2 separate regions of the Homo sapiens genome follow, and region 1 is linked to region 2. Evidence: chromatin contacts called from ENCODE Hi-C or POLR2A ChIA-PET data. All regions are on one chromosome and are shown on one strand. Each heading gives the region's core, a stretch centred on a gene start or an enhancer-like site at or near the end of the contact. The rest is flanking DNA. Distances are from core to core; before and after follow the strand shown. Region 1 overlaps ZDHHC14 (zDHHC palmitoyltransferase 14). Region 2 overlaps ARID1B (AT-rich interaction domain 1B).

Region 1 (3,925 bases), core at 1,036-3,535, 250 kb before region 2:
TTTGTTAGCAATCACATAAAATTACCCCGAATAATCCTCCCTTCTTCTACCTACCCTGCTTCCGCAAAAACACTCCTCTAGGCATAAACATAAATAAATGTCAATAACCAGATTCTACACATACCGAGTGCAGAAAGAGGAGGCATATCCGCCTGAGAGTATGGGATGGAAAGTGGGGGGCAGGTAGTCTGCTATTTATTTATCTTTCCTGCAAAGCCAGTCTAAGCAGATATGCTCACGAGCCTTTTATGAGTTGGTTATCTTGGCATTGGTTTTTAATTTGTCCAAATTTGCTCCTCCTTGGCCCTGGGGCAGACACAACCCAGCCCCCCAGCTGTAAAACCTCAGCATGGCAGTTGAGGCTCAGTGGTCAGGGGACCGTCTCTCAATGCTGCATTTGGTTGAGGGCGCAAGTGGTAGAGGCCAGGCAGTGGCCAGTGGATGAGACCCACTCAGAAACAGTAAAACCAGGAACACAGAATCTATACAGGATCTACATGTCAGACCCCAAAGAGACCCCCGATGCCAAGGGCAATTTGGTCCCAGGCATAATTTTGGACATGAATATCACTGACTAATAGTTCACAGTAAAATCACATTTCCATCATTTCAGGATTATGAAAAAAGCAGTGGTATAATACTTAAATGATTGATAAATATTCCAGTGAATATTGTAACATCTTTACTTCATTTTTGTGTACTCCTACTTGCTGACAAAGGCAGAAAGTAAGAACAGTACAGGCTTTATTGTCCGTTTTAAAACATGATAGGATAGTTCTCCAGAATTCTTAGAGCAAATTTCCAGTTTCATACTCCAGTTCCAGGGAATGGCATTCCCAAATGATCACAAAACAGATTTTACAATACCAGCTAGCATTCCCACTCCTGGGCTCCATTTCTATTTGCTGTGGCCAAACAAATGAAGTTCCCAGAGCCCACGCTGGAAGCCCTGATAAACACCTCAACCACAGAATCTCAGTCTGTGGCCCACTCTGGCGCCAAAAAAGTGCCCATCCCAACTCGGTCTTTTTTTTTTTTTTTTTTTAGATGGAGTTTCACTCTTGTCACCCAGGCTGGAGTGCAATGGTGCAATCTCGGCTCACTGCAATCTCCACCTCCCGAGTTCAAGCGATTCTCCTGCCTCAGCCTCCCAAGTAGCTGGAACTATAGGCGCATGCACCACACCTGGCTAATATTTATTTATTTATTTATTTATTTATTATTGTATTTTTAGTAGAGACAGAGTTTCACCATGTTGGCCAGGCTGCTCTCGAACTCCTGACATCAGGTGATCCACCCGCCTTGGCCTTCCGAAGGGGCTGGGATTACAGGCATGAGCCACCACGCCCGGCCCACAACTCAGTCTTTGTACCAGCACATGTAATGCGATTACTAATGAAAACGTTACTTCTCAGTAATTTCAAAAAGAGGTGGACAGAAACAGAACGGTTCACTGAATTCTCCAAATAATTGTAAAATTCTTCTTCAATCTCCTCCTCCCTTGGTAAATTTCCAAACTTCTTTTTAAAAAAATGTAAAAACCTGACTGAAAGATCAGGCTGATAAGGCTCACTTCCTCTCTCTGCCCACACCTGCTCTCTGAAGCAGCTCGTACTGCCAGGGAGAAACATGGTGGTGCTTTGTCTTACTCAATTCTTGACAGTTTTAAGGGTGTTCTCGAATAAATAATGTCACGTCAGGTCCCTAACAGCGCTGAGTGCCGTTTTAGGTAGCTACTGTCCTTCCCACTTTGCAAAAACCCTGGCTCCATGGGGGAGGCAACATCCCACACTTATGACTAGGGAGAGCCTGGACTCTAGGCCAGGCCTTGATTCTCTACCCATTGCTTTGGCAGCCCCAGGATGAACGAGGAGAGGGCCAAGTGGATCACGAGCTGCCTGAGCAGCACCTGTTTTCAGGCCAATCAACCGAAAATGCTAAAATCGAAGGGCTAACAGGACACATCACTGGAACTGTCTTTGCTTTTGCTCAAACCCAAGCCCAGTACCTCTGTCAGAATCTAGGGCCACGCGCCGTGGCAGCCTCCTCGGGGAGGCAGAGGTCAGGAAGAGCTTCCCTCCCGCAGCAGGCCTCCTCCGGGAGTAGAAGGAAAGGATGTGTTTTCATAACGGAGGGCGCAATCTGCAAACATAAATGAACTCCGATGAAACCTAAATCCTCGCCGAAAAAGCAAAACTCCCATTTCCTCTGTTCTTTCTCTGAGGCCTAAGGATAATTCTCTTCTTTCCCCCACAAGTCAGATTAAAGGGGTGTGACCCGGTCCACTGCGACTATCAAAGGATGCCATTGACACGGAGATAGCTGCAGGCAGAGCGCCGCTCAGACACACAATGGGCCAACGTGTTACTTTCTCTCTCTAATTTCCTTTCTAAAACTAACTGCTTTATCTGAGAGAAAATGCTGTGTTCTACAGTCGTTTTCCTTCTAACAAGAGCCGCTTGTATCCCCAGTTGACTGTAAGAAAGATCACATTCTGTTCCTCATGAAGAAAATTACAATGTCCCCGAAATGGCCCGGTTCCTGCCGGAGGAGCGAGGGGTGTGCCAGGTGGGAAGCTGCAAGGCTCTAACCAGCCCCTCAACAGGACCCCCAGCTCACTGTAACTCCAGGATCTAGAAAACAACACAAACGCAAGCACAAAGGCCGGCGGCATCAGGGCCTCCAGACTTAAGAAAGACCTGGAGAAAACTCACTGTCTGCCAAAAGTCTGGACAGATTTCCCATGTGGTTCACCTGCTTCATTCAGGGTAGGAAGGACAATGAGGAAAGGCACTCAACAGGAACCCCCATGCCAGCGTCACCCTTCCAGGCCAGAACGCTTTCCTCCCCTGCTTTTGTCTTTTCTCAGTTCCTGAGTGCTTTGCCTCTAAGGCATGGTGACTGATCACTCTGCCCTTGTGAAGGCATCTCTAGAGCACTTCTGCTGCCTCACATCTTCAGGAAGACCGAGTCTTTCTGCAGCAGGTGCTCATCACAAACCCTGGGTCCTCCTGCCCATGCAGACTGGGAAATGCTTCAAGAACTTCGGGAGGCAATGATACTGCAGTGACTGCCCTGCTCAGTTCACTCCTAAAAGCTTTTTGCTGCCTTTCAAAGTGGCCTGGCTGCGCCTCCCAGGAAACATCAGGCCACAGATGTGCAGCTAGAATGGATGGGCCCGTCAGTTTGCGATAAATGAGAGTGTTAAAATGGTGACACTGAAACTGAGGCCTGTTTTCAGCCCAGAGTAACCAACAGCATTGTTCACAGGACTGTCAGAGGCACTCACAAAAGGATGCTTTCTGGTCCAACTGAAATCAATATTGTGCTTCTGCTGGGGCTTAGGAATATTTAACACCATGTCAGCATCAAATACAGCATTAACAAAAGAAAATAACTGCTTGGCCTGTGGCTTCTATTAAATAACTCCATTAACATGGCAGAAACTATCAAAATTTTCAGATGCTTTTTATGTGCTAAAAGAAAAATTAGAGCATTTATATCTATTTGCTCTTTAAATTGTGTCAGTTCATGTTTAAAGATGCATTAAGGCCAGGTCCCATGGCTCACGCTTGTAATCCCAGCACTTGGGGAGGCTGAGGCGGTGGGAGAATCACTTGAGCCAAGGAGTTCAAGGCTGCAGTGAGCTAGGATCACACCACCACTGAACTCTAGCCTGGGAAACAGGGTGAGACTCGTGGCAAAAAAAAAAAAAAAAAAGAAGAAGCTGCATTAAAAGCATTTTAAAATCAGTAATGTTATGTTGCATTTTTCTTCTTTTTCTTAGGGATACACACATTTCATAGCAAGGAGTCTTCTGAAATTAAAGAGTGTGGTATGTTAACATAAAGTAGAGAGATAACAGGGAATTACTCCTTGATGTTAGAAGACAAGTGCCTTTAAAAGTAGTAAATATTGAGAACAT
Region 2 (3,645 bases), core at 812-3,311:
AATGCAATTTTACATTTCAGTTATTTATGACTCTAGCTGAAAGGCAAAAACCACTATGAGAGAACCACTGACTACAAGAACAAGTTTGGTTTCCTTTAAGCAACTGTACCAAGAAAAAACCAATACACTTCACGATTAGCAACTGCCCTCTCTCCCAACACCCCCCACCATGTTTAGGAACTCTAAAGAGTAAGTAACAAGGATTCTAACAAGGATTCTTTCCCGGTAGATGTTCTGGAAATCAGCTATACCTTCATATCCTACTGTCAGTTTCTTGAAAGTAGAGTTGGAACAATTTTTAAGAAGTCAGGGGAAGCCCCCAGCACCAACTAGAAAGAACTGCTTTTAGTGTGCTGAAGGCACAATGTTCCAAGGGCATTTTCCCTTTTTTTTCCAGGGGAAAAGGGAAAGTTAATAAAGCAATTCTGGTTATGCAAATATGTGATCAACAACAGTTCACCTAACATAAGGATGAAAGCGCATTACTCTAGCAAATGCAGTATACAGTTTTTAAATACTTATTTTCTGTTAACACAGAACTCGTACAATGTTTATGACCTTATTAATAAACTTTCTAGCAATTGAAAAATTGCCTTTCTAGGCTGATAATGAGGGCTTAAATGAGAGAAGAAAGAAGTAGAAGATTCTGGTCTTATTTCCTTAGAAGCAAGGAAATTAAGTGTTTTAGTTTTTGCACTCAAAGTAGAGAGTTGTTTGTATACTATAGGGAAAATGACCTTTTTCCATTTTTTATTTCTAAATATTTCTTTAAAAGTCTATAGCCCAGTGGACTCGGGCATTTTCCCCAAACTTCAGTGCTCCTCTCTTCTAGCTATTATGCTGGAAGCTACCTGAAGCCTACCTCTGAACAAAGGAGGGGTTTAAGCTCATTAAAAGTAGTAGGCTTTTACATGACTGCTTCAAAATAACCTGGAGAGAGGCAGAAATGAGAGAGCATAGACTAAGAAGTAAGTTTAGCCATGAGTTCATAACTATTTTAGCTGACTGACAGGTACATGGGGGTTCATTAAACTGCTCTCTCTCCTTCTATATATATTTATACATTCTATAAATGTATAGAATATAAAATTTCTAAATCTTGAATATCTTTTTAATGAAAAGAAGATGTCAAGTCCTCCTGGAAAGCAGGGTTATGTCCCATTGCAACCAACTGTGTTTCCAATGCTGACTCCAGTCACAACTTAATGTTACATTTTGATTTCTTCCCATTGGCCAGCTAATATTCATTCTGAACAATTTAATGTTACTACTGTCATCTATCCCATATACACATACACACACAGTCACTGTTCTCTCATAAGAAATAGAGGTATGTGTGTGTACACACACTAAAGACTACAGTGAATATTATCCCAGATAACTCTACATTGATTAAGGCTGGTTGATAACAACTGCAGTGATTAACAGTGTTGGACGGTCAGTGCTCATCAACTCAGGCATTAGTTCAAGCACAAATGTGCATGGCCTGATGCTCTCCTATCCTAATTTGGTTGTTAGTTGGACTATGCTGGCTTACCTGGGAGAGATTGAAAGTAGCAACAGTGCTGTCATCATACAGAAGAATATTAATAGTGTCCAAAGCCCACGTACTCTCAGCCAAAAGACCTGATTTAAGGGACATCATCACACGCCACGCCTCAGGAGTAACTGAAGATGGGGAAGAACAAGGATATCATGAATGTTGACTCTATGCATGAAAGAACGAAAGTTAACGAAAGAGTAAGAAAAAATAAGTGGAGTGTTAAGTTAAATATTGACTTTAAACAAATGCTCTCAAGGACAGTTAAGCGTGATCATTTCCGATTTTAAATGGAGGCCATAGCTGTAACGAGAAACTTTTGTGGTTTCAGATCTCGCTTTGTTGGTCACGCAGGGGCCGAAAGTGCTTCTGGAGGTGGAGTGGTTGAGCACAGATGGTCCTTTCTCATGGCCGGGTTATTTCTTTCAGCCACCCTACAGAGTCTGCAATGTGGTATCAGAGCTTTTAATAAATGAGTCAAACCCAAAAGTGGTATTTGTCTTCTTTTGGCTTCACCACTCACGAGTGTCTCAAGGTGGCGTCCTGGAAGGCCGCCAAGTATGCAGAACATGGAAGCAAAATTTAACTCCAAGACAGCCTCCTCAGACACACGGCCTTGGCTTCCCAGGCTGCTTTCCTCTAGTCCTGTGCTCCTGCCCTCAGAACATGCTGTGATAAATATTAGCACTTTGATGGCTCAGATTTCTCAGGAGTATGGCTGGAGCCACAGAATGGGAAGTAATTTGTTGTTTTCCCTATTCCTGCTACTGAAGGAAACAAAATGATCAGGTAGAAAGTTTGGAAGATTTGCCATGAGACCCAGCTCGGCCAGATCCCTGGAGCTGCCTGGAGGCTGGGGGCATTCTCCAGGCACCAAGAATCATTGCATGAGGGGGAGACACCGTGGCTTTTCCACTTTTATTTTATCTGTTTTAAAATTTTCTAAGATAGCTACATACTGTTTTTACAATAAAAAAATCAAAATTACTTTTAAAAATAAACATGTAAATTTCCCTAGGTTGAAGACAAATGCTATATAACCCGCACTGGGAGATTTTTAGAAAATTTAGATGTATTTATTTAAACATACATATACACACATAAACACACAATACACGTGTGTGTGTGTGTATATATTTCTATATATAAAATGGTGCTCAGTGTCTGTGTCTCCTTCTCTCCCTCTGCAACCCCATATAAATACACACACACACATATTCTATATATATCTATATATCTATATTTATATCTATCTATATATATATATAAAGGGATATAGATACACATGCATTATATATAAATGGATAGATATATATAAAGGAATATGTGTGTGTGTGTGTGTGTATACAGTGGCACAGTCACTGCTGAAGCCTTGATCTCCTGGGCTCAAGTGATCCTCCTACCTCAGCCTCCTGAATAGCTGGGACTACAGAAATGAATCTCACTTTTGGCTAATTTTTTTTCTTTTTAGTAGAGACGAGGTTTTGCTAGGTTGTCCAAGGGTGGTCTCGAATTCCTGAGTTCAAGTGATTCTCCTGCCCTGGTCTCTCAATCTACATCTCCTTAATGTCCAGTGATTGATGTCTTTCAAATTATTAATATCTTTAATTTTCTAATCACTGAAAAAGATTTTAAGTCAATTTGTTCTTGATATTTTTTGAGTAATTTTTCCTAATATAACTCAGATCTATTATCTTCCTTCCTGTGTTAAAAGTACTTCAAAAATAATGCAGAAACCCTGTGTGTACTTCCAGATAGTCCAGACCTCTGATTAGTATTCAGAACATCCCACAGAGGATAAACAAGCAACATCAGCATTCGATTGACATGGTTCTTGGCCCAAGTCTACCAGTGCATTGGATGATATCAGTTCTATGTATCACAGCATAGCATATTCTTTATGTCATACCATCTATCAATCTACATATTACATACAAGCTTTAACTTTTTCCCACGGAAATTCACTGTATGTTGTCACCAAATTACAGAGTGGCTTGCCTTCAGATTTTCTCAGGTCACCTTTAGCATTTCATTAGCCTCATGGGGGGGTCTGTTAGGCACGTATTGTAGTGATTAAGTGGCTTGGTTAAGTTCAAATCTTTAAG

Evidence for each region. Hi-C counts contacts between places; a loop is a spot of excess contacts on that map. ChIA-PET counts read pairs that join two places held with the same protein, here RNA polymerase II (POLR2A). Pooled maps may share reads with other maps.
Region 1: a pooled map shows a loop between it and region 2 (3-fold over the local background). The contact joins two enhancer-like sites. A Hi-C loop is called at or near these places in 4 of 50 pooled maps. POLR2A ChIA-PET finds 5 or more read pairs at or near these places in 2 of 52 experiments (OCI-LY7 and activated naive CD4-positive, alpha-beta T cell).

What each region holds. Positions count from the first base shown.
Region 1 is chr6:157,454,294-157,458,218 of GRCh38, reverse strand. The region is part of intron 1 of ZDHHC14 (zDHHC palmitoyltransferase 14); the gene reads right to left. Among named protein-coding and RNA genes, the nearest start is that of MIR3692, 73 kb to the left of the region's middle. RefSeq lists an enhancer at 2,227-3,118. Within about 2 kb of position 2,285, at least 2 of the 41 ENCODE cell types and tissues checked have a DNase peak (open chromatin) inside an H3K27ac peak, as active enhancers do.
Region 2 is chr6:157,201,889-157,205,533 of GRCh38, reverse strand. It overlaps ARID1B (AT-rich interaction domain 1B), which reads right to left. Exons shown (of 20, transcript NM_001374828.1): 19 at 1,538-1,668. Among named protein-coding and RNA genes, the nearest start is that of TMEM242, 120 kb to the left of the region's middle. Within about 2 kb of position 2,061, at least 2 of the 41 ENCODE cell types and tissues checked have a DNase peak (open chromatin) inside an H3K27ac peak, as active enhancers do.